Linked DNA regions of Mus musculus: all the other regions are linked to region 2. The links are chromatin loops, found by intact Hi-C in ENCODE. Cell type or tissue: gastrocnemius. All regions are shown on one strand. Region 1 holds the start of Snx11 (sorting nexin 11). Region 2 overlaps Copz2 (coatomer protein complex, subunit zeta 2). Region 3 holds the start of Hoxb7 (homeobox B7). Region 4 overlaps Skap1 (src family associated phosphoprotein 1). Region 5 overlaps Skap1 (src family associated phosphoprotein 1). Region 6 overlaps Skap1 (src family associated phosphoprotein 1).

The links. Hi-C counts contacts between places; a loop is a spot of excess contacts. Peaks named below come from ENCODE experiments on the same cell type or tissue, not always from the same donor. Only the 100,000 strongest peaks of a DNase experiment are listed, where the experiment ranks them.
Region 1: it touches region 2 in a loop (5-fold over the local background); 30 of 42 quality-filtered maps call a loop at or near these places.
Region 3: a loop joins it to region 2, with 5 times the contacts of the local background. A loop is called at or near these places in 26 of 42 quality-filtered maps.
Region 4: it touches region 2 in a loop (6-fold over the local background); 22 of 42 quality-filtered maps call a loop at or near these places.
Region 5: it touches region 2 in a loop (5-fold over the local background); 3 of 42 quality-filtered maps call a loop at or near these places.
Region 6: it touches region 2 in a loop (9-fold over the local background); 27 of 42 quality-filtered maps call a loop at or near these places.

What each region holds. Positions count from the first base shown.
Region 1 is chr11:96,776,180-96,780,179 of GRCm38, forward strand. Snx11 (sorting nexin 11) reads right to left here and starts at 1,376. Exons shown (of 8, transcript NM_001163389.1): 1 at 1,276-1,376; 2 at 789-882. In gastrocnemius, CTCF peaks have their summits at 115 and 1,524; a DNase peak (open chromatin) is centred at 1,503; H3K4me3 peaks cover 2,116 bases; H3K27ac peaks cover 2,305 bases.
Region 2 is chr11:96,859,823-96,863,822 of GRCm38, forward strand. Copz2 (coatomer protein complex, subunit zeta 2) reads left to right here. Exons shown (of 9, transcript NM_019877.2): 9 at 1,041-1,381. The coding sequence ends at 1,088. Gm11523 (a long non-coding RNA gene) reads right to left here. Exons shown (of 4, transcript XR_880183.2): 4 at 2,620-3,749. Among named protein-coding and RNA genes, the nearest start is that of Mir152, 11 kb to the left of the region's middle. In gastrocnemius, CTCF peaks have their summits at 963 (motif pointing left) and 2,287 (motif pointing left); DNase peaks (open chromatin) are centred at 888, 1,889, 2,304, 2,921 and 1 more place; H3K4me3 peaks cover 2,007 bases; H3K27ac peaks cover 3,866 bases.
Region 3 is chr11:96,283,133-96,287,132 of GRCm38, forward strand. It overlaps Hoxb8 (homeobox B8), which reads left to right. Exons shown (of 2, transcript NM_010461.2): 1 at 1-254; 2 at 1,031-2,193. The coding sequence ends at 1,338. It overlaps Hoxb7 (homeobox B7), which reads left to right and starts at 3,514. Exons shown (of 2, transcript NM_010460.2): 1 at 3,514-3,995. The coding sequence starts at 3,596. In gastrocnemius, a CTCF peak has its summit at 1,514; a DNase peak (open chromatin) is centred at 1,414; H3K4me3 peaks cover 4,000 bases; H3K27ac peaks cover 4,000 bases.
Region 4 is chr11:96,551,714-96,555,713 of GRCm38, forward strand. All of the region lies in intron 4 of Skap1 (src family associated phosphoprotein 1), which reads left to right. Among named protein-coding and RNA genes, the nearest start is that of Gm38960, 14 kb to the left of the region's middle. In gastrocnemius, a CTCF peak has its summit at 1,638 (motif pointing left); a DNase peak (open chromatin) is centred at 1,633.
Region 5 is chr11:96,621,285-96,625,284 of GRCm38, forward strand. The region is part of intron 4 of Skap1 (src family associated phosphoprotein 1); the gene reads left to right. Among named protein-coding and RNA genes, the nearest start is that of Gm38960, 83 kb to the left of the region's middle. In gastrocnemius, a CTCF peak has its summit at 1,728 (motif pointing left); a DNase peak (open chromatin) is centred at 112; H3K4me3 peaks cover 331 bases; H3K27ac peaks cover 386 bases.
Region 6 is chr11:96,757,767-96,761,766 of GRCm38, forward strand. Skap1 (src family associated phosphoprotein 1) reads left to right here. Exons shown (of 12, transcript NM_001177899.1): 12 at 856-1,856. Among named protein-coding and RNA genes, the nearest start is that of Snx11, 18 kb to the right of the region's middle. In gastrocnemius, a CTCF peak has its summit at 2,433 (motif pointing right); a DNase peak (open chromatin) is centred at 2,460; H3K27ac peaks cover 280 bases.

The DNA.
Region 1 (4,000 bases), 84 kb before region 2:
GCCTGGAAAAGTCTGTGAAACTCAAGACTCTAGTTCAGTAACTGTTCATCAGACGTTTGGTATAAAGAGTTTGCTAGGGGCCTGCAGCACCCCCATGTGGAAGTTTTTCTCCTTTGTTTTGGAGCTAATGTCATAGAGAAACAAATAAACTGTCTTTTAAGACATTCCAAGTCTCCTGGGTCTCTGTAGGCTCAAGGCTAAGCGTAAAAGGCACTAAGAAGGTTCTGGTGGTCAATTTCCCCTAAGACACTGAGACTGCAAAAAGCAGACTCCGTTTCCAACAACCACTGCTCTTCATCACTGTCCTTCCCAACGACACCACTCTCAGTCGTTATTCCTGGAGAAACAGCAAGTTCTTAACTTCACCTCCATGACCCGTCCAAAGAGGTGGATCTGTGCATCCATTAAGGAAGGGCAGAGTCAAGTAACCTCGAAAGGTGAGGAAACTTACTCCATGCTAACTACATTCCCGGGGCCTTTTCCATCCCATCTGAAGCGCTCACTGCTTCCCTCGGCAGTACCAGCACCCATAGTCCCGGGAAAGAGCCAAGGGGTTTGGTGTGTACAAAGTTTGACGCATTGTAAAGCTCACAGCTGCTAATTCAGGGGAGCAATTCAAAGCTTTCTCATTTTCTCCGCCTCTTAAAACTACTTCAAGGGACACGTAAAAAACACATCAGGCTGTAAAAAAGATTGCACCAAGGAGTCTCCCGCCCCTCCTTACTCGTTCTTGAGCCTTTGGTGTCAACAGACAGCAATTCTAAAACCTCGCCTTCCTAAATACCCACAGGTGTTCGAGGAAGCTCTTCCGCCTGACAGAAAACCTGTCCCGTCCATCAAGCAGCTGTTCTCATTTTTCAGTCGGTAACCCACTCCTTTCACCTGCAAGTAACAAAGGAAGAGCATAGTTTCCAGTATCTGCGAAAAATATCTGCCATTCCCTTCCACTGCCGGCCACTTGGGTAGACATCCCTAATTCTGACTCCGGCCACTCCTTTCCATTCTTTAGCAAACTCAGATGGAAACCAGCCCAACGGTCCTTCTCTTTTCCCGGCTAAATCGGGACGGAAAGACGATTTTCAAGGTATATTGAAAAGCCAGGCTTCCTTTCTTCTTGGGTCCCAGCAAGCCCTCACTTTCATACCAGGCAGTAAGGCAGCCCCCTCCCTAGTGTGTCAACCGAGGCCATCACTCAAATGCCACCACCACGGCTCAAGCCAGCATCCCATTCCCAAGCAGCACCTACGAGCCGCGGCCACGCCCACGCCCCCTCACCTGAGAGCAGCAGCAGCAGCTCTCCACAGCGACACCACCAGCACCGCACCATATAGTCCGATACCGGCTTCTCCTTCCGGGTGAGTCGCCGGTGCCCCGGTGCACGACGGGAGGCGGCTCCCGACGGGCCAATCCTGAGTGTCCCGGACGCCCCACCCCTGAAGACCAGGGCTCTCAGTGGCGATCGCTGGTCAGAGGAGGCTCTCCATCCCGCCCAGGCCTAAGCTGAAATCCGCATCTTTCCGGAAATCGCTAGGGGGCGCGGGAGGCGGAGCGCAAAGACCGAGACCCCGCAAAGTCCACTCCGGTGCCGTGTCCCGCCCACCGCCATTAGGCGGGCCAATCAGCGCTCAGGGAACGTGTTTGAAGGCCGACGAAAGCATCTTAGGAGCCTAAACGTCTTCAGGGTGTTAAAGAGCAGTAAGTGTGGGAGGTTTCTCGCGTTCCTGAAGCCTTACTAAGATCTAAGATCTCGAAAGTCTGGGTTTGAACCTCAGAGGTTGCAGTTCCCCATCTAAACTGTCAAGGGCACTGCCAGTTTGATTTGGAAAACCCACAGATTATCCCAACAGCAGACGAGAAAGTTGACAACAGTTGTCAAGCCCAAAGAAGGATCATACAGTTAGTAAGCAAGAAAAAGCCGGTGAAAATGCTTACTATAGAAATATCTAAAGTCCGGGCTGGAGAGACGGCTCAGGGGGTAAGAGCACCCGACTGCTCTTCGGAAGGTCCTGAGTTCAAATCCCAGCAACCACGTGGTGGCTCACAACCATCTGTAATGAGATCTGATGCCCTGTTCTGGAGTGTCTGAGGACAGCTACAGTGTACTTACATGTAATAAATAAATACATCTTTTTTAAAAAGACAAAAAAAAATATCTTAAAGTCCTCTTAAGCCAATGGAAGTGGCTCACGCCCAGAATCCTAACACTTGGCCATTAAAGACATATAGTGAGCTCTAGGATACGGAGTAAGGCTGTTGGAAAACACAAACGAAAAGCCTCCTTGATCTGTTAAAAAGTTAATTTTAGGGCTGGTGAGATGGCTCAGTTGGTAAGAGCACCCGACTGCTCTTCCAAAGGTCTGAAGTTCAAATCCCAGCAACCACATGGTGGCTCACAACCATCTGTAATGAGATCTGACTCCCTCTTCTGGAGTGTTTGAAGACAGCTACAGTGTACTTACATATAATAAAAATAAATAAGTCTTTAAAAAAAAAGTTAATTTTACCTCTGTAACCCCAGCACTTGGAAGTAGAGGCAGGAACTGAAGGCCAACGCCAACTATATAGTGAGTTTCAGGCTAGCTTGGGCTACCTAAGACCCTGCCTCAAAAACAGCAAGACAGGAGTTGGCAAAATGGCTTCAGAAGATGAGTTCAGGACCCCCAAATTCACACAGTTCACACATTCCTGCAACTCCCACTTCAATGGATCCGAGGCATACACACATCAAAAATAAATATTTTTATTTTTTGTAGCTGTTTTGCCTATAAATAGGTTGTGTACCATGTGTCTACCTGAAACCCTACGAGGCCAGATGAGGGCCTTAGATCTCCTGGCACTGGAGTTAGAAGTAGTTGGAACCATTGTGTGGGTGTTGGGAACTGAACCCTGCACCTATACAAGAACAGAAAGTACTCTCAACCTCAAAGTCATTTCTCTAATCCTAACTCCCCTTAAAAACAGATGGGCTCTTATAAAAGTGTGGGTCAGATGAAAACCCAGTACTACACTGACTTGAACTGCTCCTAAATGTTTGTAGAGCCAGTGCAAAACACAATGGTAGTTACCAATCCAGGTGGATATTATTTATGTAATTCAAAACAGAATTTCTCAGGCCTTTGGTCTCAGGATCCTTTTACACAAACTTTTAAAATCATAGGGACATTTAATAGCTTTTGCTAATGTAGAAATCACTGACTTAGAAATAAAAATTGAGAGATTGAGGCAGGAGAGCCAGCACATCAGGTAAGAGCACTTGTTCTTGCAGGGGACCTGGGTTCAGTTCCCAGAACCCACATGATGGCACTCATCCAGCATTCTGACACCCTTATGGGCCCTACACTCATGAGGGGCACTTAACATACAACAAGACACTCATAGGCATAAAACTAGACACTACAGAGAAGCAAATAGATACAGTTAAAGAATTACAAAATAGGGGCTGGAGAGATGGTTCAGCAGGTAAGAGCACTGACTGAAGAGCACTGAAGTTCAAATCCCAGCAACCACATGATGGCTCACAAACCACCTGTAATGAGACCTGACACCCTCTTTTGGTGTGACTGAAGTCAGCTACAGTGTATTTATGTATAATAATAAATAAATCTTTTTAAAAAAAAAGAATTACAAAATAAAAATGAAAATAATAAAGGACTGCCTATTAACATTTTATAATCTATATTTTCAAAGACAAAAAAAGCAAGAACAGTTCTGTGTTACGAATTTGTAAGTCTTTAGTATTTGGCTTAGAAGGAGACAGCTGGATTCTTATTTGCTCTTTCATTTCTCTTTCATGCTCTTGTTTTGGTAGATGAAGAATAACAAATGTTATTGGGGGGGGTTGGCTTTCTCCAGCAACTGGGAATATTCCTTTGCTATAACAAAACATATCAAATAGTGCTCCCCCTCTCTGTCTCTGTCTCTGCTTTCATTTTGAGATGAAGTCTCATTATCCAACCTGGGTGGCCCAGAACTAACTATGTAGACCAAGATTACCTCCATT
Region 2 (4,000 bases):
CTACTGCTACTCCCACCCCCTAGTATTCATTTGAGTCATCCTAAGCTTTTACTTTGCCAACAAAAACTGAATGGCAAGTTACTCAGCACCTCTAGGGCTCTAGAATAGAATTTACCTGGTAGAGTTATATTAATTACATGATTGGCCATGCTGCCAAACCTGGAAAATTAAGTTGTACATCCTCAGGAAACAATTCCTCTCTTTCTAAATGAGCAAGCAACAAATAAAGACTGGTAGGGCCTTGTTATGTAGCCCAGGCTGGCCTTGAAGCCCTTATCTCTCCTGCCTCATATTCCCAGGGCCTGAAATTATAGGCACCACACATGAGGATTAGTGGAAATCTTAAAGAAACACAAAAGTTATAGGGACACAAAATGAAACGTGGAGAGAGAGAGGTTCCTTAGCAGAGATTCAAGAACTTCACTGTCCCCAGCAAAGAGGGAGATTCCAAGAGAGGAGGACATACACAGTGCGGGGTGGACATTTTGGAGGAGGCTTTATGCCCAGAGAGACAGTCTGAGTATCCCGAGTCCCCCCTCATGTGTTGGCATCACGTGTGCACATTGGCACAGATACGGGCACACACTGGACTGAGATGTTTTTTCTTGGTAGTAGGAGCACACACACATACACACACCTGACAGCTTTGTCACATCAGCAAATGGGATGGGGTGCTGAGAACACACCCCATCAAAACCAGCATCACAAGTTTATTACGGTGTCAAGTGTCTGAGCACAGGCGTGGTTGAGCCTGGGCCCAGTCTCTGCCTGCCTGATGGCGCGGTGAGGAGGCACTATTACTGTGGCCTGATATGGCTTAGGGGAGGCAGGGGCTACCGCCTCACCCACAGTTGGACAGGCTTGGGAGGCAGCCAGCTGGGTTGCAGCCCTCTGGACCTGCCCTAGCCTCCAAAACCTCATCTCATTAAAGAAGAGGCAAGCTGCTGCCATCTAGTGGCCAGGGCTGGAGAGGCGCCCTTGTCGACCTCCAATCACTGACATTCTCAAATATTTCTCCCAACCTCCTACTCTCACTTCAGGTTCTTCAGTCAGCCAAGGAACAGATTAAATGGTCGCTATTGAAATGAAGACCTTGGAATCAAGGCTCCTTCCCCAGAGAACTTTTGCCAGTCCCCGCGTAAGCCCCAAGATCTCAAGACGCAAGAGAGACCACTCTGCCTTCTCAGGCCTCTCTCAGAACTGATCCCTGAGGTCTCCTGCCAGGGATTCTGAGACGCAAAAGCTTGACCCCAGCTCCCTCACCCCTACTCAGCATCCTAACCTGGCCTTGGGGCCATGGGAACCAGCAAAGTTGCCTCCCCTCGGACCTCTGACATCCTCAGTCCTAGGCCTTAATAAACTTACATTTTTCCCCCCCAAAGACCTCCTTTCTTGACTTTGAAGTGTGTGTGTGTGTGTGTGTGTGTGTGTGTGTGTGTGTGGTGTACGTGCGCGTGTACACTACACCTGTGAATGAGGTCAGAGTGGGTCAAGGGAAAGGGTTGTGTTTAACACGAGGGGTGCAACACTGATACCCTGGTGTTGCATGAGTAGTTGAGCGGTTAAACACGACGGTGTGGCATGGTAAGAGTCATAGTAACAGGAATAATATTCTTCCAGGAAAAGGAGAGTGAAGATGGCTTCTCCATTTTGTCTGTGCAGTACCCACAGGGAGGCTCCGCTAGGGATTCCTTGAGTCGTTTTTTCCATTCTAGGCTCCAGAAAGGAAGGGAGTCAGGCTTACTCTGACAAACCCAGGAACTGTTTGGCTATTTTTCTTGGCGCGCCTGGGACCGCGGAATTCTTATCTTGGCATAGATCCTGGGCAGTAGAGCTCTATAATTTGCTGTCTCTATCTGGGGGCGAGAAGGCACCGAGTGGTGGCCACTGCGCGTGTGTGTAGAGCATCCGTGTACCTACGAGGAGGCGAAGGACGGGGGTCGGGGGAGGGACGGACAGGGGTGTCTAGAGAGGCGACAGACGGAAGGAGATTCACGGCGACACATCTCAAGGATGGAGATGAATAAACTTTCTGAGCATCCCGAACCCCCTTCCTACCCTAGTCCCAATCTCTGAACTTTCTCTCGGTTTTTCCTGTGACCCATACGCTTTCGGCGTCTCCACGCCGCGGACTCTTCTTTGGCAGCGTGGGGTGTCATCTTCTTGGATCCCTGGAGGTTTTCAGCGGCTCCCACGCTCCGCCCCGGCCCCGCCTCTCACAGGAGCATCGCGCAGCAGGAAGCTCCGCCCCCTCACCACATCCGTGGTCCTAGAGCGCCACCTGGAGGTACTACGGGCACACCTCAGGGTCCTGGGCCTCGATAACTCCGCCCCTGAGGTGGAACCGACCCTCCTCCCGGTGTTTCTCACTGATCTCTGACACCAGAGCCAGTGCGTTGCCCTGGCAACCATCACGCGTGACTTCCCGCGACTTCTCTCCCAACGCAGAGCTTTTTGGCAGCCGCCGTAATAAAAATAGTGGTGAGCCTTGGATCTTAATAAAAGCCTGTCCCGGTGGTTGTCATTTCCAGGCCGTGAGTGTGGGAGATCAGCCTAGGTTGCGTGAGACACTATCTCAAAACAAAACAAAACAAAACAAAACAAAACAGATATTTATACTGAATTTGACTACGTCTGTAATTAGAGAACTCTACGAAGATACGGGGATGATTATCTACTCATTGTAAACGCTTACTATAGTGTCTTTCTAGAGTCGCTGTGCACACAGCCCAGAGTTGCAAAAAGGCAATCCTGAGAGAGGGGGAAGGTGGCACAATAAAATTGTGCAGTTCAGGGGCCAGTGTGGTGACGGAAAAGACATTCTTTGGATTATTTCTCAAATATTCAGCCACCCGTAGCACTTGGCTCCACCATGGATGGAGCCAAGGCCCGGAGGAGTAAACTGCCTCCTGGCAACCCGGCCTGACCTGACTTGGTCCTGCAATTTCAGTTGTGCGAGGACGGGAATGGGAAGCATCAGGCAGAAGCTAGGAGCTCCAGGAAGGCTGGCTCACACAACTCTCTGAACTACACGATACTGTCCACATTCTATTAAGGGATACACCGAGACCCTGAAAGTTTCGAATATACAAGTATATCGCAGCTTCCGCTCGATAGGGGATAGAAAACTCCTCATTATACTACAATATCTGAATTCCTTACTCGCACTTGGTCCTCACAGGGTGTGGAACACACAAGCCTATAATCTCGTCTCTTGAGAGGTGGAGGCTGGAGAATCAGAAGTTGAAAGTCATTTTCTAACTATTTACTGTGTTTGAGACCAGCCTAGGCTACAGATGGTTAAAGGTAACAAGAAAGTGTTCCTTGACTTGCTATGGCTAAAGGCTACTACCCTGATCCCATAGGGAGGGATTAGCAAAGCAGCGACTGGGGGGTTGCGTTGAGCTGAGCTCCCATAGTGGTGATGACCCCAAGTCTGCAGGTCCAGTCTTCTGGCTATTGCGTCTCCCTGCCCCCCTCGCTTTCTGCATCCAGGTGGAGCCGCCTAGACAGCAGGCCTGGCTGACAGCCCGGAGCCCTGGCCGCTGCACCAGCTTTTCCGAGATGAGAGCCTCATCATCGTGGCCACTGGCCGGAGCCTGAGGGATTTCGGGAAGGGCGTCCGCAGTTCTGAGCCAGGGCTTGCCTTCCCGAGTCTGCCCACCCCTGGCATCCTTCCTTGTCTTGCCCATCGCACCCAGCAGCTTCGAAGAGTGTGCGGGAAAGGATCCTTAGGGCCACTCTTTTCCCTGCAACAGAGTAAGAACCGGATCAGAAATCAAGACCTCAGGAATGTGGGCTCACCCAGCCCGAGGGCACAGGAGGAAATACAAACTCAAGAACTTGTTAACTTATTACAGGGACGTGCCAGACACAACACACACCACACACACACACACACACACACACACACACACACACACACACACACACACACACAGAGGCACGCTCCTCCTGCTTTCCTCCAATTGGCTGGCAAGAAAGGCAGGGCATGTGGGAT
Region 3 (4,000 bases), 580 kb before region 2:
CTACCACGGGCCATCGTCGCTGTCCACAGCTCCCTACCAGCAGAACCCGTGCGCCGTGGCGTGCCACGGCGACCCCGGCAACTTCTACGGCTACGACCCTCTGCAGCGCCAGAGCCTGTTCGGTGCGCAGGATCCAGACCTGGTGCAGTACGCAGACTGCAAGCTCGCGGCAGCCAGCGGCCTGGGCGAGGAGGCCGAGGGGTCTGAGCAGAGCCCGTCGCCCACACAGCTCTTTCCCTGGATGCGCCCTCAAGGTGAGCTCCCGTCCGACCTGGACCTGACAGGGTGGGAAGGGGCCAGGGGGGCCCCCATGCCGGTGGGGGGGGGAGGGCTGGTGGGCAGTCCGGGAGTATCTTCTGCTCCTAGAGGACTTGTGGGCTCCGTTCCAAACACCTACCTCCTCTCCCTTCTGTCCCACTTTCTTTTCTTCTTTTTCCCCTTTTCTTTTTGCTTCCTTTGAAGGAGGGGGGGGTGTCTCTAAGCGAATTTCCTGAATCCATAAACCCCTCACCCTCCTTAACTTTTCTTCTTCTCCTCCTTTCCCCTTTTACTGTTTTATGGGGGCTGTGGAGAAAGACTGGTGGGTGTGGGGGCGCTCAACGTTTGCACTTCTCAATTGCTTTATAGTTTAATTACCCTGAAGAAACTTTTCTTCTGGGGCAGAGGCTCTGGGGGCTTTTCAAGGTGGGTTCGAGGTCCCCACTCTGGCTTTTTAGTCTTACTCCCCCCTCCACATCCACCCTCTTAAACTTTATGGCACTTTTAATGTATCTGAACCCCCTATTCTGGTTCTAGTTACCAGAGAAGGGGCTCCTCCTTTATGGCCCCTGCAGATTCAGGGCTGTCTAGTCCCCCCTCGCCCCCCCCCCCGCTGACCGCGTCTTCCGCGCTCCCCCTCCCGCCCCCGCATAAGGGTCCCCTGCCCTTATTATCCTGGTCTCCTAGGCTGGTTCACGAATCTTCCAACCTTCTCTGTCTCTTCCCCCTCCCCCACCCTCCCCTCTGTCTCGCCCTTTTCCCCCATTCCCAGCAGCCGCCGGACGCAGGCGAGGCCGCCAGACCTACAGTCGCTACCAGACCCTGGAGCTGGAGAAGGAGTTCCTATTTAATCCCTATCTGACTCGCAAGCGGAGGATCGAGGTATCGCACGCGCTGGGACTGACAGAGAGACAGGTCAAAATCTGGTTCCAGAATCGGAGAATGAAGTGGAAAAAGGAGAACAACAAAGACAAGTTTCCCAGCAGTAAATGCGAGCAGGAGGAGCTGGAGAAAGAGAAGCTGGAGCGGGCACCAGAGACCGCCGAGCAGGGCGATGCGCAGAAGGGTGACAAGAAGTAGGCTCCAGCTGGGACTGCTCGGGCCCGGACTAGCCCGCACGTCCGCCGGTCCCCCCCGCGACCACGCCGCCGCCGCCCGCCCCCCGCCTCCGAGAGCTCCGGCCCCGCGAGCGGAGCCAGGAGCTGGGCCTCCCACAGCAGCGTCCCCCGCCGCGCCAGTCCCCGCTAGTGGTAGTATCTCGTAATAGCTTCTGTGTGTGAGCTACCGTGGATCTCCTTCCCTTCTCTTGGGGGTCCGGGGGGAAAAAAAGAAAAGGATTTTAAGCAAGGACTCCCTCGTCCTGCGAGGGTGATCGACTGCGGCCTGGCAGAACCCCCTCGCCCCCGCCCCATGTAAAAAAGCCTCCTTGTGCAATGGTCTGTTTCCTTTGAACGTGCTTCTTTGTAATGACCGAGGTACCGATTTCTGCTAAGTTTTCCCAACAACATGAAACTGCCTATTCACGCCGTAATTCTTTCTGTCTCCCGCTCACTTTCTCTCTTTCTCTCGCTCTCTTTCTCTCACCGCGTCCCCATCTTTCCTCGCAACCCCCTCTCCCCGCTGCCCTCCCTAGCTGGCTTTCTCTCTTGCTTCTCTCTTTTCCTCCTGTCCCCCCACCCCCACCCCCTTTGGTTTGACAATTTTGTCTTAAGTGTTTCTCAAAAGAGATTACTTTAGTTAGCATGCGCGCTGTGAGCATTGTTAAAAGTGTTCTTAGGTTTACTGTGAAGAGAATGTATCCTGTATCTGTGAATTGCTTTATGGGGGGGAGGGAGGGCTAATTATATATTTTGTTGTTCCTCTATACTTTGTTCTGTTGTCTGCGCCTGAAAAGGGCGGAAGAGTTACAATAAAGTTTACAAGCGAGAACCCGAGACTGGCCCGGGCCGCCGCTCCTCATTCGCTCCTAGGCGCCTTGCAGGGCTGGGGGTGGGGGGGAGCTGGTCAGCAGGCTCCTGGGCTGGCCTAGGCTAGGTCGCTGAGAGGAGGGGGCGGGGGCGGGGGCTGGAAGCAGGTGGTGCGAGTCCCTGGGCCCAGGGGCGCAGGGGGTGAGGGAGGCGGCTGAACGTGATTGGAGGAGAGAGGATCGAGGGAGGGGAGCCAAGAGAAACCCCCTCCCCTTGCATTCTGAGGCTGAAGGACCAGGGAGACTCCAGCGCCCAGGCCGCTCTTGGGAAGAGATCTACCCAGGCTGGTGGCTAGTGTCCCCCGCCGCTTTTCTCTTTGTTTCCGTGTGTGTGTGTGTGTGTGTGTGTGTGTGTGTGTGTGTGTGTGTGTGTTTGGGGGGGGGGGTACGGGGGGGTGAGAAAGATGCAGCGCAAGACTTCTGAGTTTCTATTTCCATTTTTTCCTTGGACTCAGGTTGGGGAAACAGGAGCAGAGGGAAGCGGTTCCTCCCTACCTCCCCTCTCTGGGACGTCGTCACTTTCTCCCAGTTTCTAGGCCTCGGCTTGCCGCAGCCTTCCTTCCTTCGTTGCTTCTGCCTTCCTGGCAGCCACGCTCCAGTGAGTGAGGCATCCGCCTTCCGGAACCGGGAAAGCAGCGAGCCGGACCCAAGCCTCCTTCCTCCCTTCCTTTTTCTCCCAGCCCCCATTCCATTCTTTTTAAATTTTGTATATCTTTTTATTGTCATCAGAAATCTCAGCGTCCAACGCCTTATTGGGTTGGATCTCTGCCTTAGGGACGCCTTGGTCACATCTAGTTACTACAACTGGGGCACTAAGACAACCGGGAGGCCAGGCTCGCCTCCTCTTGGGAGAAGAGCAGCAGCTCGGATGAATTAACCCAAATTAATAAATATTCGGCCAGCACCCACCCACCAAGTTGCGAACATTCAATCCCTGCGTCTCTCTCGCTCTGTAACCGGCTGGGGGAAATGGGTGGGGGATGACAACACGGTTCCCTCAGAGGTTATTTATTTTCTCTTCCACTCAATTCCTTCTTCCCCAAATCTCGCCTGCAAGCTGCCTCCAGCCCGCGGGGGTCGACAGCGGCCCTTAAGCCCCCAGCCCCAATCCGCAGAGCTCGGCCTTCCCATTCATTATTGATCATATTTTATAAATCCAACGCCACACAATTTTTTCCACATTACTGGGAGCCTCCGGGAGGCCGTCATACCATTGGCCGAGGGGATATCACGTGGGCCGGGGTCACGTGGTCAGAAGAGGAAAAAGGGGGTCCTTTTGGTGTAAATCTGGACTCTAATTCTGTAATATATCAAGGAATCTCGTAAAACCGACACTAAAACGTCCCCGACTACAAATCATCCGGCCAAATTATGAGTTCATTGTATTATGCGAATGCTTTATTTTCTAAATATCCAGCCGCAAGTTCGGTTTTCGCTCCAGGAGCCTTCCCCGAACAAACTTCTTGCGCCTTTGCTTCCAACCCCCAGCGCCCGGGCTATGGAGCAGGTCCGGGCGCTCCTTTCTCCGCCTCGGTGCAGGGTCTGTACTCCGGCGGGGGGGCCATGGCGGGCCAGAGCGCGGCTGGCGTCTATGCGGCCGGCTACGGGCTCGAACCGAGTTCCTTCAACATGCACTGCGCGCCCTTTGAGCAGAACCTCTCCGGGGTGTGTCCGGGCGACCCCGCCAAGGCGGCTGGCGCCAAGGAGCAGAGGGACTCGGACTTGGCGGCCGAGAGTAACTTCCGGATCTACCCCTGGATGCGAAGCTCAGGTAAA
Region 4 (4,000 bases), 310 kb before region 2:
TTCTAAAACCCTCAGTATCATCTTAACGACTAGACTGTCCTTCTCCAAGTTCCACATTGGCCATTTTTACTTCCAAGTCTAATATTCACATACATTTAGAAAAATTTAGTTTGAGCACAAATGACTCCCCAAGGTCATATATACATACACATACATACACACATGCATATATACATATATTCAGCTCTTCATACTTTTGGCAGTCATTGCTTCCCTGTTAGCCATAAATTCTTTTGACCTAAGATTCAAGCAGTAAAAACAAAATTTCTTTGGTCTGGACATATAGCTCAGGGATAGAGCCTTTGCCTAGAGTGTATGAGGCCCTGGGTTTGATCTCTAGCACAGTGAGGGAGAGAGAGACAGAGACAATAGAGAGACAGAGAGAGAGAGACGGAGAGACAGGGAGAGAGAGACAGAGACAGAGATCAGTTAACTAGTACTGAAACTCTGGCTAGACCATAATATTATGGTGGACTAGGCAAAGATGGTTGAATTCACAAACTCTGTTCCCTGTCTGCTCTAGCCTGCTTTTCAGATTCTAGAATCCACGCCCCCCTCCTGCCCATTTTAATGTTGTGCCCTAAGGGACTTGAGCCCAAATACGCTAGCAAGAAATAGATCCTATTAGGCAGAATAGGATCTCTGGCTTGTAAAATATTGGGATTTTTTAGGGGAAATTGTTTATTCAGGGGACATTTGCAGATTTTTTTAAAAAGTGTTAGCCTGTAACTTACATGGCACTGCATATTTTCATAGAATGACTTGGAATGTAGGCACAATTTTATAATTATGTCATTTCACAATGAAGCCTTGGATTTTATTCTATTAACATGGGGTTAACTGCTGTCACGTGCTCGCCTCTCTGCAGACAATCACTGTCATCCCAGAAAGACATTCTCCAACACCCAGCAACAGACTGAAACCTAGAGACTGTCAGAGCTCAGGGTGGGGGGTATCTGGGTTATCTAATGTAGCCCATCTAATGAATTCACATCATTCTTGCTAATATCTCATTTAATTAATTATCAAATATAGCCATTACAGTTTGGGTCTTTCCTTTGCAGGACATCTTTCCCGCCCAACTATTATTGGTAATTTATCCTTCATGTCTTCCCTAAACTTTCCCTTCCTTGGTTTCAGGCCATTGCTCTTTTCTATACCATCTTCTGAGACTGAATAATTCCCCTAATTCATTTATAGTGTTACCTTTAGAAGGTATTAAAGACAGCGAACATTTATCCCCAGAGTCTTCCCTTTTCCAAACTGCATAAATTTCAGTTCTAGCAGGCCTTACCTTCCTCTGCCCTGTCATACCCTCCAGTCACTGTGTATTTATCACATGCCTTGATATTTTCCATTCCAAGGGGATCACCTCACCAAGAGAGCTGCCTTTCGGAGAGGGGAGGGCTGGAGAGTAAAATCTTACATTAAGCACTAGAAGCCGGAGCGTTGTTTTGATGTTGGCGCCGGCGATCATCTGGAGAGCACACTCGTACAGCGTGTGCTGTGGCATATGCTGCGATATATGTATATTTTAATGCCTTAATGTATTATGGCCTGTTGTAATTGAATGTCTATAAAGTAGCAGTTAAAGGATTTTATAGACCTTGGAAAGGATCGGAATTCTCTAGCGCCCTCTTGTGGTAAAATACAATAACGCTCCGAGCATTCTTGGATGTATTTTGCCGAATTTAGTGCAGGGGGTGGGGGTTTGGGGGTGCTATGAATTTTACGTTTTAAACACTGAATATAAGAAATGGATTAGAGAACTAAAAATTTCACACACACGCATGCATATTAATATTTAAAATATTTCTTCTTTTTGGAGAAATTTATTTTCTTTTGACTGCTTTGAACCTCAAAAGATAGTACTTTCTTAGAGCTGTCTTTTCTGTGTGTCCTATTATATAAGTTAAGGGGGGACATACAAAACCAACCATAATTATAAGAATTTTATATTCTTCAGTGATATTGAGGGAAGACTTAGATATGATTTTTAAAATCCAATTTACAGCTATTTTTTTCCATGTCAATTTTAAAGGGAAGTGGTTAGTATTCCTAACATATGTCATTTAATCCTATCTACATTTTCTCTCCTATATTAAATTTATCATTTCGAGGTTATAGTTGTCATATGCTCTTCTCAACCCACACATTTCAAATGTTTATAAATCCTTAGTAAACGGCAGGCAGCCCCAAGGGCAGGTGTATATTTCTATGAGCAACATAAAATTATATTTGTTTCAGAAGATACCACCGCAAGTAGCATATGCCTTAGATCGCTCAATCTCTAGCAAAAACACCAGCTACAACTTGCCAGATAAAAACAGACGCTGTCCTTGGGCTCGTTTGAATTAGCGGCATTTTTTAAAAGCCCTTTGTAGAGACTTGAGGAGTGGTGAAGTCAGCTCCCTCTATGCTCAGGCCACTTTGTAATGGGCCCTTGTCACATGGGACCCCATGTGACAGCTAGGGAGGACACGCTTTGTAAGATCAAGCGTTGGACTGCTCTTTAGGAGAGAATATTGACTCTGGTCCACAAGGGAACTGGCAGAAGATGGCCCAGGCATGGCAGGGTGAAGGGGGTTGGTCACAGGCGATATGAGTGAGAACATTTTGACTAATTTTTCTTTTTCACCCTCCCCCCCTACCAAGAGATGATAATTATTTTTCAAAGCAATAGAAATCAGTTCACCTTTATTACATAGTGGGCTTCCCCTTTGAGATACATGAACACAGAGCTAACTTTGATTTCTTGGGGTTTTGTGCTGTGTAGGTTTGGGTTTTAGACTGGCATTTCCTCTGAGCCCTGGAAAGTAAAACTGAACAAACCTATTAAAGGTGTTTTGCTATTTGGTAGCAAAACGTTTGCGGCTCTTCATAGTAACAATCTCATGTTCGCACGTGGATTAGCAGTACTTTGATATTACGTTTTGAGGTTTATCAATAATCAGGTCAGTTGGCCCTCTTTACCCTGGCTCTGTGGTCAAGGTCAAGTTTCTTGCTTCCTCCTGGGCCTGATTGTTTTTCTTGTAAAGGCAGCATTTCCCATGAGACATTTAAATTGTAACTTTGTACAGTTTTGTATAAGAACTTGAACAGTGCTACCTGAGCAGAGGGCCAAAGAGCAGCCTCTCTTTCCACCTGTGGCACTTGCTACCGTGTTCATATTGATCTGTTTGGTCGTCCACGACAGTCACTGCTCTTACATATTTCCCGGCTTCTGGTTTTAAATCAAATATAAGCAATGCTTTCTGAAGTGGTGCACATCCTTTCTTCCAGAAAAGAGTCTTTCTAGAGTACTTTTTTTTTTTCAAGCAGAATTTATTAAGCAGTTTAAGGTTTTATGTTGTTTCATTTAGTTTTAAAATTAGGAAGAACAGAGCGATCCGTTTCTTGGAGAATCATAAGGAATAACAGTATACCACAGAAACTGTTGGCAGAAGTTTGCCTCACACTCTGAGGAGGTGTCAGGGTCTGCTGAGGTGTGGGGGCCAAAACTGACAGAGAGAAGAGATTTTCCTAGGAAACTGTCAGAGTTCTTGCGAAGCATCTTACTCTAAATAACCACTGTGGGCGCTTAACGTAGCATTGAAACAAAGTTAGGCAGCCTGTCTATCTCTCCCTTCTTCACAGTCTCTGTTCATGCAATGCCTTGCCTTCCTCTATAAACCCAGAGATCTTTCTGAATGTTTCAAGGAACAGTAGGAAAATTCCAGAAGCTTCTTGCGTAGAATTGTTTGTACTTTGCCTCTTAAAAATAAGTGGATTTATTTAGATTTGATGATATTCTGCCTTAAGTGCTTTTGTCCTTAATTTGGATCCATTAAAATTCTCTACTTGTTTAGGTATGAGGTACATTAAGGGCCCTGCACAGGGAAAAAAATCTCTTCTTAGAGTATTTGTATTTGCTTCTTGAACAAAAATTCAAGTTGCAGTGTAACTTCTGAGCTGTAAATATATTGATTCCTTGACATGTGTTTCATTAAGCATTGAGACA
Region 5 (4,000 bases), 240 kb before region 2:
CAGCTCCATTAAAAATCCTTTAAAATCCATACTCCATAAATCGGAACCACACATTGGATGTAGTCACAGCCCTTTCAGAATGCCCTGCACCCTGCTTGTGAATAGCGCCACCTGCTGGCTGTTGGTGAAAGCTCTTTGCTGATGAACCAGTCTAAAAGTCAGTATTAGATACAATTTAACTGTTTTTAAACCTCTGGAGACTTAAAAGGTTCAAAAAATCATTTAGCCTCATTATTTTAGAACATCTTAGCTACAATTAATTTACAAAAAATATTGTAGGCATTAAAAGGAAAGCACAGGGAATATTGTTTAGATTCTAAAGTATTCTAAAATTGCATCAAATCTGATTATCTTTTAGCTTCAATTTCTCATGCTCCTCTGGCAGATTTCAAAGTCACGAAGTATCTGGATCTTCCAGACTGGGTTTTATTTCTTCTGCTTCTCTTCTACTGACTTTCTAAAGAAGTACATATGTGCAATGAAATATCTAGATATGGAAAAGGAGGAAGGGCAGGAAGGCAGGAGAAAGCCACAGCTGAATGGTTAAGTGTCAGCTTTAAGGATTACGTCTGTGATTGAGGGATTTACCACTCTTATTTTGGCATTGACTCATAAAACATATGTTCACAAAATCTGTTTTATGGGCTTTTTAACAGGGTAAGAAATTTTAAGTGTTCAAAGAAAAGGAAAATCAATCCTTCCTGCTGTTAGGTTGTAATATCTATGCTTTCTTTTAATTGTTCCAGTCTTTGCTCATCACACAAAAATATACAATAATACTTTATAATAAAATAAACTAAAAACATAATGCCACTATTGTACAATACAGTAAATGTTCAAATTTCATGAATTAAAGTCATTCAAAATTGGGTTTCTACCCCACCCACAAATGTGCTTTTATTCTGAAGTTGTGCTGTTGGAGTTTTCTGTTATTCTTAAAACTATAACCTGGTCCTATTTTAATGTATATCTTTAGCCAGGCCACTTTTATGATCCCTTTAAACTCTTAGAAACGTGCTGGTTTGGTGTGAGCCTTAGCCAGTGATTGGGGCTGTCCAGCAGGCACATAGGTCTCTCTGAGCCACCGGAATGAAAGACTAAACACCTGCACTCCTCTCCCCATCTTCCTCATACGAAGTCACACCCTAACATCTTTAGATGTCGCTAGCACTTGTGTTCAGTAGTTGAGGCAATTAGAAGCCTCAAAGTCTTTGATAAGAAGGAGCCCATGGCTGTAGTGTCATGGCTTGGTGCTGAGGTTTGCCTACTCTCTGAAGAAGAATGAAATTGAGCTTTTCTGAAGAGAATAATGACCCCCAGGGATTTTTCTCTGCCTGGGGGAGATCCTGTGGAATTTTCCAATATTTTTTCATTGTGTGTATGGTAACCTGGCACACATCTGTAAATCCCAGCATTCTATAGAGCTCTAGGGCAAGATGAACAACTGTGAGTTCCAGCCTGGCTACATGGCCAGACTCAGTATCCGAAACAAAACAAACAAGAGAAGGGGAACAAGGAAGAAAAAATCTCCCCTTAATTTAGAAGTCTGGATTCAGGGTGACTCCCGTTTATCCCTCCAGCCTGTGCCGCTCTATCACTACCTTTCCGCCTGACTCACAGGAGCAAGTGTGCTGCTCACTTTAAGGGTCACGAGAACAATGACTAAGTTTACTGTAGGCTCCGCCCTTCACCGGTAAACACAGCCTCTACCAGGCTCCTCAGCTGTGGAACGCCCCCTACTGCCTGCAGGATGCTAATTCCTTGATGATTCTCCCACCAGCACGTCCAGTACCCAAGGGGTACAGCAGAACCACATTTCTTCTTACAAGGCATGTCTGGGTCACTGCTCTCTTGGTCAGCAAAACAGAATTCCCACTGTCTGCAGCATTGAAACGTCACACATTGAGAGATGATTTTTTTTCCAACTAATTCAGTTCCTTGCACGAAGCATTCTTTTTGTTGGAGGATGTAGCATCCAAAATTGTCAAGGGTGACAGCTGTCTTCCTGAATCTTCCAGACTCCAGGCTTATCACCCAGACCCAAACACAGCTGCTCTAGTACTAAAATACTATTATTATTATTATTATTATTATTATTATTACTGTAGAATTTTTAAAAGTACGTACAAGAGAGGCCCATTATTCCACACAGGGGCTTTGAAAGTCACTTTGGTCCGAGTAGCTGCCTTTTGAATTGAACCTTAAGAGAAGACTGAAAGAACGTTCTAGACAAGAGGAAAAAGCAGCAGTAAGAATGTAGCATTTCTTTTTATCAGGCTTTTGCAATTCTTGACTACTGTCGCCTTTGCTGTTGACTGTGTGATTAACCAATCACAAAAGGGAGAAAGGCTGCTTAGTGAAAAGCCTTATGGGCAATGCCTTGGTCGGCCTGTTCACCTTCCTTTCTTTCCACGTGGCATTTTGATACGCGTCCCATCTCCCCCACCCTCTACCCCGCCCCCCATGATCCTTCTACTTGTTTCTTCCCCTCCATACACATAGGCTCTCTCACACACCTCCAGAGTTTATTCTTGGACACTTCCCAGTTTCTCATAAGATGTCCACAAGTTAAATCCATCAGACTGAACCAATAAAGCAATGTAATGTGCTGCCTGTCTTTACAGGTAAACTTGAAAACGGAATAAAAACCAACTGCTAACTCATTAACCTTGAGAGGCATTTTGAGTCTAATGTTTCCAGTGTTTGTTTAGAGTTGAACACACTTTAAATATATCTCCGTAGTTTAATAGCCTCTTGAACACAATTTTTGATGGCCTCAATTGATTTCCTTTCATTAAAGACCAAATCTTAATGAATGCATTTGCCTTCCTCTCCAATTTACATTCAAACAGGAAATGTCCTAATGGCTTTGTTAAAAAAAAAAAAAAAAAAAAAAAAAAAAAAAAAAAAAAACGCTAACTTACTAGTTTTAAATTGAAGTGTTCTGTGCTGTTGGTCTCGGAGCTTCTCATTCACAACAAATACTGAAATCTTACTTTTAGCTTTCTGGAAAACAGTCAGTCAGCTTAACCCTTCTCTTCGCTTTTTTTTTTTCTCCTTTTTTTTTCTTCTAATTTTGTCAACCATGCAGCTCGCTTCCCACTCTGTGGATGAATTCATTAAGAGATTGGTGGGTTTGAGTCCCTAAAGACAAATATTTTAGTAGTTCTTAATGGTGATCCGCTATGGAAGGTTACATTTCCAAGACATTATTTATTTTAGTATGCATGTAACTTGTTTTTAAGGAGGCCTTTCTCCCCCAACCCCCTTCCTTTCACATTTTCCAACTGAGAAAAATCATCCAGAAATATCTCCACTGCCACCTACTTGCAGTTTGGAAATTTACACGTACCTGACTTTGCAAATAAACCCGATTTTCCCCCCTGCCTTGCAAAGCAAGAGGACTGTGGAGAATACTGCAGGTGGCATTGTGGATTCTTTTCTTGTTTATGAAGACATGGGTTTTGTGAAATTATTAGGAAAACACCCATCTTATCAGATGTTTTTACGGACACTGGTGGAAACAGCTTTTTCTGTAAATGTGGTATGTCTTCCTCTATGATAATCGTGTTGCTACAAATTATGCAGAGAACAGTCTAAGTGAGTGTCCCATTCCTAAATGCCTTGCTCATATTTATATTAGGACTATGGTGCTATAGTCATAACCCTTAATAACTTCTTATGAAGCACGCTATATAATGCGCTCGTGATTACGCCGTGGAAAGCTGTTACCCAGCACCTTGTAAAAGGCAGACATTTTAAAAAACAATGTATGTTCCTATTTAATACAGGGAGATGAGTTATCAGACACTGTGTGTACTTGTAATTTCATAAATAATAATAAGGTGTGTGGAAATGGCTCTTTAATGCCCAATGTTATTATGTAGAAAACGTGAAGTGTTCTAATACAATAACAGATATGAGGATTTGGAATTATTTTTTTTCTTCTCGTCATCACAGTGACCACTCTTTGCCTAATGGTTTCATTTTATTACAAATC
Region 6 (4,000 bases), 100 kb before region 2:
AAGGGTGGTTCGTTTGGGGTTTTTTGTTTGGTTGGTTGGTTTTGGTTTTTTCTTTGAAATGTGGTCTTATATATCCTAAGCTGGCTTCAGTTCCTTGCTGTGTACCTGAGGATGGCATTGAACATCTGGTCCTCCTGCCTCTCCCTCCTGAGTACTGGAGTAAGAGATGTGCACCAGAGCTGGAAAGATGGCTCAGCAGTTAAGAGCACAAGTTGCTCTTCTAGAAGTCCTGCGTTCAAATCCCAGCAACCACATGGTGGCTCACAACCATGGATAGGGGGAATCAGATGTCCTCTTCTAACATGCAGATGTATATGCAGCAGAACAAGAGGGCCGGAGAGATGGCTCAGCGGTTAAGAGCACTGACTGCTCTTCCAGAGGTCCTGAGTTCAATTCCCAGCAACCACATGGTGGCTCACAACCATCGGCAACGGGATCTGATGCCTTCCTCTGGTGTGTCTGAAGACAGCAATGGTGTACTCATATACATAAAATAAATAAATCTTAAAAAAAAAAAAAGCTGGGCGTGGTGGCACACACCTTTAATCCCAGCACTCGGGAGGCAGAGGCAGGCGGATTTCTGAGTTCGAGGCCAGCCTGGTCTACAGAGTGAGTTCCAGGACAGCCAGGCTACACAGAGAAACCCTGTCTCGAAAAAAACAAACAAAAAAACATAAACAAAACAAACAAACAAAAAAAAAGATGTGCACCACCTTACCCAGTCGGTGCCATGCTGGGGGCTGAATCCTGAGCTTCCCATGTACCAGGCAAGCACTTTAGCAACTGAGCTGCTCCCTACCCACGCTCTTATGTTCTGAGTCATAAAAAGACAATTTACGTTTTTTCATCCCTCAGGGAACATATTCTCAGACCATCAGAAACTCCCGTCCCCTACTCTGGCCATGGATCCTTCTCTTCCCTGAATGGAGCCAAGACTCTGCTGCTTCCTGTGACTTTAAGCCACTGATAAGATGAGTAGGAAGAAGACAGTTCATCAGACCTGTTTCTCAAGCAGCCAGCTTCTAGCTTCCTGCCCTCTCTGTGTCCCCACATCCATAAGCCTTTCCTACAAGCCTGCTACAAAGAAGACAGCAACGAAGGAAATCATGGGAGGAAGAGGTTACTGATGGGTTGTGGCTTGCAAAGCAGAAATAAAGTCTGGATATGTTTCCTTGCCTTGTATGGTGGGGCTGAATTCCTTTCTGACATAATATCACGGGCTGGCGAGATGGTTCCATGGGTAAGAGCACCTGCTGCCAGGCCTGATGACCTGAGTTCAGGCCCCAGGACCCACATGTTGTCCTCTGACCTCCGTGCATGTACCGTGCCACATGTATACCCACACACATGAATAAATAAAACTGAATAATAAGCAAATGTTAAGTTTTAATAGTATCAAAATGCCACTGCTAGGTATTCTTGCCATCTGCAAAGTGGGAAGGGACAGTCACAGCAAAAGTGAAAGCCCAGACAGGGAAGGGGAGATTGACTGTCTTCAGTCCCACTGATGGGACAGACATCTCTGGAACTCAGGACAGCTAGTGCCCTTCTGGTCAGTGTCTCAGACTGCCTTTGGTTGGCTACTTGGTTGTTTCTTCTGTGATGAACCTCTGAGACACAGAAGCAAGGCCTGAAAATGAGCATGCTGGAGAGCCCCTCTGTGGGCATTGTGGTCTCCAGTGATGGAATCCCAGATGGACTGAGGGCATGGGGTGGGGTCGCTCTCTAAAACAGGGAGTCCTGCTCCTTTAACAGTCACCTGCACCTAGTTCTGCACGTTGACAAGGCAACAGATCAGTGGTTGGGAACACAAACCCCAGCGCTAGACAACACGGGAATAAATCTCATTTTTCCTTGTATGATGTGTTGGCATTTAGTGCCTCCGTTTCTTCTGTGAAGAGGGGGTGTGCTTTCTCTCTTTCTCTCTCAGCAGGTCACTGGGTAATTAGGGAGATGAAGGGGTTTGTCAAGTTCTCTGTACTTGGAGAAGTCCCTGGCACGTGGTAACCGCTCAGTAAAGGCTAGCTGTTGTTGCCAGACTCTACATGAGACATTTTGCAAGACAAGCACCCCAGCAGCTATAGAAATTATATATCAAAAACTGCCTATTCGAAGCAGCCCTGCACTGGCAGGGGCCTTTCTCACCTCTGTCAGGGATATATTGTAAGCAAGTTCTCATCTCACATCACCACAGGAGAGATTCCAGGCAGCACACAGGGATGCCGGTAGATTCCAAGTTTTTCAAAGAAAAAAACAAAAACCAAACCCTTATGCTAATTACTCATTTCCAGACCCAGAGATTTAAAAAAAATTGGAAACAAGTCTGTGTATGGATAGAGAGGCAAGAAGAGTGGGACAGTTTGGGTCTAGGGGGTGTCGCTAGAGAAGTCACTATATCATCCCCTATTACCCAGGGTGCTAGAAGGAGAGAGAACCACTAGGTGGCAGTATATGAGCAGGTGAACCAGAGAGAACCAATTGCCTGCTGCTTTAGGAACCTTTGCACCAATCGCAACCCACAGGTAAGAACAATGGGTATTGTTCAGTGTTTACCACAAACACCTCCTATGCCCACCCATCCTTCCTTTGGAAACCCCCAGGGTCCCACTCTGGAAGACTAGGTGGGCGGAACATGACTGTGGGACTTTGAGTTAGACACCAGAAAAGGGGACTCCACCACCCCAGGAGAGAGGAGGGTGAAGGGGAGTTGAAAAGGCAAAGAAGACTCCATTACTCCTTGCACTGGCCCAGGCTCTTAATCTTGTGGCCGTTGCTTCCGGCATTTAAAACATAGCCCCAGTCAGGCGTTGGCAGCGCACGCCTTTAATCCCAGCACTCGGGAGGCAGAGGCAGGAGGATTTCTGAGTTCAAGGCCAGCCTGGTTTACAGAGTGAGTTCCAGGACAGCCAGGGCTACACAGAGAAACCCTGTCTCGAAAAAAAAAAAAATAAACAAAACCAAAACATAATCCCTTAGTAGGGTGATGCCTTCTGCACCTGAAGAGTAAAGAAACCATAACTTGCCTAACTGTAAATGTCTCCTGAACTTCTGTGCACCGTGCTATAGGGAGGCGACCATACTCAGACCTCTGGCCTTTCTAGCAATAAAATTTAGGAAACAGACAAGATTATCCTTAAAAGATACAAAGTCGGGCATCTTGGAAATCTGTCCTCAGCAGGGCAGAGAATACAAGCCTATCATCCCAGCACTCTGGAGGCGGAGGCAAGAGAATCATTACAAAGTCCATGCTAGTCGGCATGGTGAGTCCAGTCCTGCAGGAAAGAAAATATAGTCAGCCACTGTTCTGTCCAGGACATTTGAGGAAGGGTGACGCGGGTCTGGTGAGATGATTCTAGCCACTGGCTGAAGGGTATTTTCTGTCCTAAAGGTGACTGATTTAATCTTTGGTTTTTTTCAAGGGATAGTTGTTTCACTTTTGTGGGTTCTTTCCCCCCAGAGAAGATTTAGATTAAGGAAAAGTGGGGACATCACTCAAGAAGGGCTCCCAAGAGACAATACCCTAAAGGAGAGAGAACCTTAGGGACACAAACTCCCGAATCCGGTTGAAAACTAAACCCCACACAACAAACTACTCCCCAGTCAGCCCAAGGTCTCAGCCAAGCACCTGAGACTGCAACTGTCTAATCAGGCATCCATGTCAATGTTTCACTCTACTAACCAAATCCTCCATCTTGCCACCTGCCCCTAACTGGATAGATAACTGGGACATCTGGCCACTGAACTAGTGGCCGTACACATAGGATGGTTTCTTAGCCAGTTGTCCCAGTGCGTGAGACAGGAGAGAAACAGAAGGGAAGGAGTTTCCTCCCTTAACATCATGGTAAGAAGAAAAATCTAAGATCCTAATTTAGGAGGCAAATGTGTATCTTTTTACAGCTATTTTTGTTGTTGTTGGGCTTTGTTTGACACAGCCCAGACTGGCCTCAAGCTCACTGTGCAGCCAGGGATGACCTTAAATTGAATATCCTGCCTCTTCCAC